Regions from separate parts of the Mus musculus genome. Here region 1 is linked to region 2. A link is a contact called in ENCODE Hi-C or POLR2A ChIA-PET data. All regions are on one chromosome and are shown on one strand. The core of a region is the stretch at or near the end of the contact, and the rest is flanking DNA. Distances in the headings are between cores, read along the strand shown. Region 1 holds the start of H1f0 (H1.0 linker histone). Region 2 overlaps Triobp (TRIO and F-actin binding protein).

Region 1 (3,729 bases), core at 336-2,835, 41 kb after region 2:
CTGAAAGCACCAGAGTTAAAAACCTCGACCTTTGAACTAACCTGGCCTCAAACAGCAATCCCTTCACCCAGATAAGCTAGTAATGAAGGCACCTGGCCTTCCCCTCCAATCATTTGGATTAACCTATAGTGTGTGTGTGTGCCTGGTCTCAGGGACTCCCAAGCCCAGTAACCCTTTCCCCACATCTCCCCCAAATTCAAAGCTCCCTCATCTAAGCTGCTCCTTCTGGTGTGACAAACAGCCCCAGGCCTTAGCAGAGGTTAGTTCATCTTGATCAGCTACAATTCCCCACTCCCAGGTTAATGTTTAATTAAACACTTTCGTGCCTTTTTGCTAGGGAATAAAAACACCAGGGTCCGGGGATCCAGCTCAGGTAGGCAATACCACCAGAACCCTACGGAGCCGCTGCCAAGAGGTCCTAACATTGTGAGTAGGATGTCTGCAGCAGACAAGAGGTTCTGGGCTCTCTGGGGGTCTCTTCGGCAAATCTCGGAGCCTCTAAACTCTCTCGGAGCCTAGGACTCCCAACAGCCCCAGGTCGGACTACAGATGGTGGCGCCCCTTGCTCACTTGGTGGATTTTTGCCAAGCAGGGCGGGAAAGATGGATACATTTTAACAAAGACATGGCATCTTCCCAGCAAAATGGCGGTGGTCGGGACCACGGCTCCCTGGTGGACTGCAAACCTCCTACACCTAAGTCACGACCAGGGAAAGGAGAACTCTCTCCTCGGCTTCTCCCGCTGCGCCCCATTTTTCCAAGTCTCTAAAAGCACAAGGAGCCTCTGCGCATCCTAAGGGTCCCCAGGATGTCTGATCAGAGCCATTGGACAGCACCTATGATAGAGACTGCACACACATCAAGCCACACCCCACCTTGAAGAGGCCAGTGGGAGAGGGGACCTTCACCCCTAGGGTGGGCCTGGGGGGTGGTGGTCCTGCTTCTTACATCCCCAAAACTCCCTAGCTAACAAGGCAGGCATGTAAATGAACTCATACTCAGATACATGGGAGATGTGGGGGGTCTTTGAGGAGAGCAGGCCGCCCGGGAGGCTTGTCCGCATCTTCCAGGGGTCCCAGGAAGCTTTGGGGGGCTCGGGCTCAGAGAGCAATCAACTCGCCGAGGTCCGGGGGTGCATCGAGGGGAGAAGGCGACTCAAGAGGGGGAAGGGACAAAGTTTGAAAGTGCCCTTCCAACTCTTTCAGGGAAAGTTTCCTTGAGGGCCTCGCAGGCAGAGAGGGGGTAGGGGTGTCAGAGGAGCTGTGGTCGGGTGACCCCCGAGAGGTGACCGGACCCTGGGGAGGCGACCCCTCCCCCCTTGTCCCGACTCGGCCCGGCTGGGAGTCGCCCAGCTCAGGGCCGCGTGTGTTAGTTGGGGCCGCTTCTGAGCCGCTCCGCCAGGTTGGGGGACCCCGCAGGCATCCGGGAGTGGGGCTCCTGGTAGTCCCAGGGGGGAGCTTTCCGACGGGGGGTCTCAAGCCCCGGGGCTCCCCGGCTCCGCAGAGCCAGCCCCCCGCAAAGGGGAAATGTGCCGGCGCCCCAGCGCTCCTCGGCGCCGTTTGAGGCTCGTGGCGGGCGCGGGGGGCGGCGGCCGGGGCGCCAGGGTCCCCAGAAGGGAAGCCTAGGGAGCCGGGCAGAGACCTCGAGAGACGGCGGGCAGCGGGAAGGCCCGGGCCGCCGGGAAAGGTCGAGTTTGCTCGGCGGAAGAAACACAGATGGCGGCAGCGCGGCGCCATTCCGGGCCGGGAGCAGGCAGCCAGCAGCCCAGTCCTCACCGCGGTCCGCCCGCCGCCGCTAAATACCCGGATGCGCCGCCCGAGCGCCAGACGCAGAGCTGGGAAAAGGGAGGCTGTGGAGGCGGAGGCAGCGCCAGGCGCCGGGCGAGCGACCGAACGGTGGGGGCTGGGAGCGCAGAGCAGCTCGCGACCCGCGCCGGGAGGACAGGAGCCACGCGTAGCCCGCGTCCCCGGCAGCCGCACTTGCGTCTGGCCTGCTAGTGGAGCGGGAGAGCAGATCGCGAGTCAGGTTCTGCACAGCCTCCGGCGAGGGCTGGCCCATCGGAAGGCTCCTTGAACAGTGGGAGCAGGCCGGCCACCATGACCGAGAACTCCACCTCCGCCCCGGCGGCGAAGCCCAAACGGGCCAAGGCTTCCAAGAAGTCCACGGACCACCCCAAGTATTCAGACATGATCGTGGCTGCTATCCAGGCAGAGAAGAACCGTGCCGGCTCCTCGCGCCAGTCCATCCAAAAGTATATCAAGAGCCACTACAAGGTGGGTGAGAACGCCGACTCCCAGATCAAGTTGTCCATCAAGCGCCTAGTGACCACCGGTGTTCTCAAGCAAACCAAAGGGGTGGGCGCCTCGGGGTCCTTCAGGCTGGCCAAGGGCGATGAGCCCAAAAGGTCGGTGGCTTTCAAGAAGACCAAGAAGGAAGTCAAGAAAGTGGCCACTCCAAAGAAGGCAGCCAAGCCCAAGAAGGCTGCCTCCAAAGCCCCAAGCAAGAAACCCAAAGCCACCCCTGTCAAGAAGGCCAAGAAGAAGCCGGCTGCCACGCCCAAGAAAGCCAAAAAGCCCAAGGTTGTCAAAGTCAAACCAGTCAAGGCCTCCAAACCCAAGAAGGCCAAAACCGTGAAGCCCAAAGCCAAGTCGAGTGCCAAGAGGGCCAGCAAGAAGAAGTGAAGACTTTGCTTGGGGACACTCCTTCCTCCCTCCTGTTTTCTGTAAATACATTTCCTCACTTGATTCCATCTGCAACCCTTTGCCCATTCTATTCTGACTTTATTAAAGAGGACAGAGTTTGGATCCCTCATACAGACATTGTGGAATGACTCCTTTTTCCTTAACCTATTGTGCAAGGACAGCAAACAGACCTCATCTTTGTAATGATGGAGACGTACTTTTTTCTTGATTTGATATTAACCTTCTTACGGGGTTAGGGATGGGAGGGGGGAGGATGTGTGTTTCAGTCGGTGGTTTGTTTACTATGAAGGAACTGGCAAAGTTCTGGCTAGGTGAGGGGACCCAGGAACTAAGGTTTGTCTTCCAAGACTTTCTTAGACTGCTTGTCCCTCGTGAGCTTTTCAAAACCTTTGATGGGGAGCAGGTGACACCCCACCTAGCTGGCCAAGGAGGGAGGGAAAATTCCCTGGGGCTGCCCTACCAACGGTGGTAAGTTGGAGACCTGGTTGCTTTTTCTCTTCTGCCCTAGTGCCTCCCCATTGTCTAAAGGGGCAAAGGGGTCCAAGTGACAGCTGGTTAGAGAAGCCATAGCTTCTCACAACCAGGATCTAGCCATTGGGAAGGAGGGGTCTTTTTCAGTAGTCTCTGGTTAAATGCGAGTGGACTTAGGGGGAGGGGTGGGTAATCAGCCAAGTGCCTCAGTGTGCCTATGGAAACTTGGGTTTTTTCCACACGATTGATGGATTGCGTCCTAGCAGGACTTTGTACGTTTCCTTTCTTCCCTTTCCTGTGTAAGATGTGGCTTTGCTTGGTGCCGCTTCAGGTCTACCAGCTGCCACTTAAAACCCTCCAACCTCTTTTACTCTTTGAGTTTTTTTTCTAAGTAGCGGAGGAGGGGGAGAGGCAGGGAGTGGACTGTAAGACATACTCCAGTTGATTCGAATTTGCTAGGTAGCTTTAGAGAGGCAGGATTGTGTGCATGTGTGTATATGTATATATCCATATCTAAGACTAGGACTTAGTCTCACTTCGGGAGCTGGGAGAAAAAA
Region 2 (3,907 bases), core at 198-2,697:
CTAGGGGCAGCAGGCAAGGCAGAGGGTCCAATGGGTAAGTTCTGAGAAGAAGCCTCAGAGATGCAGTTAAGCAGGTCTGGACGCATGAGCAGGGACTTGGCTTAGTCAGCCGAGGAGGATGCCTGGTATTTCATGTTAAGGACATGGCAGATGTAAAGGACTCAGAGGGAGGTGTCCTTGTGTGTTGGGGATCTGTGAGCACCGTGTGTCGAAAGGCAGACTTGCAGGAGAGATTTTGATGACCCCACAGAAAGGGTCCTCTTGGTTGTCCGGGCGTAGAAGGGGCTGCAGCTAGGGCTGAGGTGACAGGCAGGCATGACCTGTGATACTGGTTGAGGAGAGGGTGTTCCTCATCCTGGGCTTGCTGGTGGAGAATGGGCCTCTGAGCCTGAGGAGCTGCGGAGGTGGTGGCCCTCCGGATGCAGCTCGTCCGTGTTTTTCCAATTGTACCTGAGTGCATGCGAGTGTGTGTGTTTCTGTCTGTCTGTCTGTGGATGCACACTTCTGGAGGAAGCTAGAGGTTGGCTTTGGGTATGTCTTTCTCTTCACTGTATTTTTAAAGACAGGATCTCTCTGTGCATCTTTAGCTTTCCAGTTTAGTTTGGCCAACAGCAAACCGAATGGCTCCTGAGTCTGCGTTTCTGCACTGGGATCATAGGCATGTCCCATCGAATCCAGCTTTTGATATGGGTGCTAGGGGGTCGTAGCTTGGGTCCACGTGCTTGTGTGGAGTATGCTTTGCTGGCTGAACCACCTCCCTGGTTCTTGTGAGATATTTTAACCCTGCCCCTAGGTTCCCCTCCCAGAAGGATGGGACACTCACTCTGCTGGTCTTCTTTCCCTCAAGTTGCTAGCTAGGTCACACCAGATCTGACATGCCTTCGTTGTTACTGGTCTTGAGTCACCTGGCTGCCCAGACTGTGGTACATTCTATCCCTCTGGAAGACTGAGGCTGGGGCAGAACCCGTGGTCATCTGCCACATATGATCCAGAAGCTGGAGGGGGCCACACATGTCACAAAGGGAGATGGTTGTTGCTATTATGTATACTTGGTATGCAGCATTCTGCATCCCTGTCACTGTGCCTGGTGACCTTCTCCTTCGGATTAGCCCCATGGTGCCGGCTTTTGGCTGTTTGGAGTCAGTGTGGGGGTCAGGGGATCTGCCCCAAAGCACAGGAATGTTTATAAAGGAGGTTAAAAAAACCTCTTCCTACACAGCCTCTCCTGATACCTGTTGTGGTTAGGCCTTTCCTCCAGGTCCTGAGGCTGTGTTTGTGGGAGGTCCGAGATGAAGGGAAATGGAGCCAGATATGGGTGGTTACAGCCTTCAGTTTTAGCCAGGGATCATCCTGGGTCGCCTTGTCACAGATGGGAGACGGTCTGACAGAAGAGAAAGCAAACAGGACGATCACAGCCTCAGGGTTTCCGGGCTTGGAGCACAGCCCACCTTCTCCCTCAGACAGGTATACAGGATGAGGGAGCCCCAACTCTGGCTGTGGATAGCTCTAGGTGTTTAGGCTACTGGCTGGGGTATGCTTTCAGCACACTGACTCTGCCTGAGGAAATCGGGGTTCTCTAAAGGAGTGCAGGCCCACAGAGGTGGCTGGGTCAGGTGGCTCTGGTTCCCAGCTGCCACCTGCACCCTGCTACACTGTCCCACTGACTCTCTTCATGCAACCAGACACCTTGGCCTGGTGAGGCTCACTCGATGCACACTCTGATAGGTGGGCTCAGAGCCATGGCAACAGGTGGCCACCTCCTCCCCGCCAGCCTGTTTGGCCTGCCCTGTTCTCCCTGCCAGCGAGCAGGAGCTGAGGCTACTAAAGGATAAGAGACCTAGATAGGAGAGGGGCCCCAGTGGTCAGAGAGGGTCTGGTGGATGATATCCACCAGATGAGCGGGTCGGGAAACTGCCAGGATGATCCCCCACATGTAGGCCCGGGCAGAGAGAGCTAGCTCACAGCCTCCCTGTGGAACATGCTACAGCTGGGGCCTCCCAGACTTCAGGGCTATGCATCTCTGGGTAGGACCCGCCAGGTAGGGCTTGCCAGGATTGAGGTGCTATGGCCTGTCTAAGGAGACGTAAGGGGAAGAGGCCTTAGAATATCTGCCCTCAGCCTGGCCTGGCTCAACCTTTCAGGGTCTCTAGGAGATGAGGGAAGGGTAGGAGTGGTGGCCTGGACAGAACATTGGGTTGTGTTCCGCGTGGCCCACCTAGATCTTACCGAAGAGGACTAGGCTATTTCTCGAGGCTGCTCTCTGGATTCCCTGGGGCTCTCTTTATAGGAAAAGTTCCTTTTGTCTCTCCCTCTCCCCATCTTGGGTAGGGCCGGGGAGCTTGGACACCTGGGGAGGGGGAGATGCTGGGGGAAAGGTCTAAGGCTGTCTCAGTGGCGGGGAGTCTGCTTGGTTTGGGGGTAGGTGAGGAGAGTTAAGTTCTCTGGGTCCTTTGCCCTCGCCGTTGGTCTCCCAGGACCTCAGTGTCACCAGGACTACGACAGGATGACTGTCGCATTCCCTTCTAGCAGCCCCGTCGGCTTTCACACTGAGTCTGACCATTTGCCTTCTCATCTTCCTGTAGCCCGATCTGCTCAACTTCAAGAAAGGATGGATGTCAATCTTGGATGAGCCTGGAGAGGTAGGAGACTGGAGGGGAGGGACTGGCCGGGCTGATGCAGGGCTTCCGTGGAGAGGCTCTTGGGGTGGGTAAAGGGGTCCGATGGGAGGGCCAGTGAAAACCCTAATGGAGTTGAATTTCTGGTCGAGGGAGAGGCTTAGTGAATGCTTAGGAGGGACAGGTTGCTGGCTCTAGGCTTCCTCATGAGTCTTAACATGTGAGGCACAGGGTGGAGCCTCCCTGCCATGCACGCTCCAGATCCCATCTTTAGCTCTCGACAGGAGTATCTTGGCTCTCCTTCCTCATGACAATGCTTGACAGGAGTCTGAGGGTCTGGGGTGAAGGCTTCCCGAGTTGTACCTGAGTTGTACCAACTTCCAGACAGTACAGAGTAGGGCACAGGACACAGGCCAGACCTGTCGGTGGAACCACAGCCTCAGTCAGCAGATCTGTGACATGGGTATGATGGAGAACAGAGTCACTCACAGAGGTGACTGCGTGAGGAGCCGGAAGCTTCTAAGCTTAGTTCATCACCCCTCCGTCTTTCCAGTCTACTGTGACTGGCCTTGGAAATAGCTGAGGTGGTGCCGTTCACCAGCTCTGCTCTTTCAGCGGCCAGGCAAAGCCGGAGGCTGGGAGCTAAACTGGCTTTCCGCCTACTCTGCCTGCATGTGCCCATGGCTCGGATCTGCATCAGATCTGCATGCGGTCCGCATGCTGGGCAGGGCTCAGAGCCAAGGGGAATCGCATTGTGTTTCCTGCCCACGCGCTTTAATTCCCCGCAGCCTTCTGTCCCCGCTGCCTGCTTGCCATCCCTTAGTGGCTGCTGGCCAGGCTCACACAAGGCCTGGCGCCCTGCCAGTGACCCCTTTCTGGCCTCCCTACCCCAAGTCCCTGGAGGGCAGAGGGATTATGGGCACCACCCAGAACTGGCCATTACTCATGCTCTTTCACTGGGTTTTGGAATGTCCAAACTGGAAGGGCCTTGGGAGGGCAGCCAGCCCCAGCCCCTCATGTACAGATGGGAGTCGGAGCCACAAGAGTGAGCTCTCTTCCAGGCTGAGTGATACCCTGGGCAGCCCAGGCCTAGAACCTGGGGCCCTCAGAGCTTCATCCATCTTCTGTTACAATTAGGGACAGAGCTGACCTAGACAACCAAGAAACCATTATCCATAGAACCCTCCTCACTTCACAGAGACACTTGAGTTCCCAAGTGGTACCTTAGTCCACTCCAGGAGCAAGATTGTTTTAAGAGTGCCAGGCAGTGGTGGCACACGCCTTTAATCCCA

The links. A loop is a pair of places that touch in the nucleus more often than their neighbours do. ChIA-PET counts read pairs that join two places held with the same protein, here RNA polymerase II (POLR2A).
Region 1: a map of heart shows a loop between it and region 2 (4-fold over the local background). The contact joins the promoter of H1f0 here to the enhancer-like site in region 2. A Hi-C loop is called at or near these places in 10 of 37 maps with a recorded cell type or tissue (adrenal gland, gastrocnemius, heart and 2 more). POLR2A ChIA-PET finds 5 or more read pairs at or near these places in 4 of 5 experiments (Patski and embryonic stem cell).

What each region holds. Positions count from the first base shown.
Region 1 is chr15:79,026,627-79,030,355 of GRCm38, forward strand. It overlaps H1f0 (H1.0 linker histone), which reads left to right and starts at 1,586. Exons shown (of 1, transcript NM_008197.3): 1 at 1,586-3,729. The coding sequence starts at 2,096. The coding sequence ends at 2,680.
Region 2 is chr15:78,985,310-78,989,216 of GRCm38, forward strand. Triobp (TRIO and F-actin binding protein) reads left to right here. Exons shown (of 25, transcript NM_001039156.1): 13 at 2,583-2,639. Among named protein-coding and RNA genes, the nearest start is that of Mir6956, 15 kb to the right of the region's middle. Within about 2 kb of position 1,448, at least 2 of the 3 ENCODE cell types and tissues checked have a DNase peak (open chromatin) inside an H3K27ac peak, as active enhancers do; they include gastrocnemius and heart, where a contact is called at or near this core.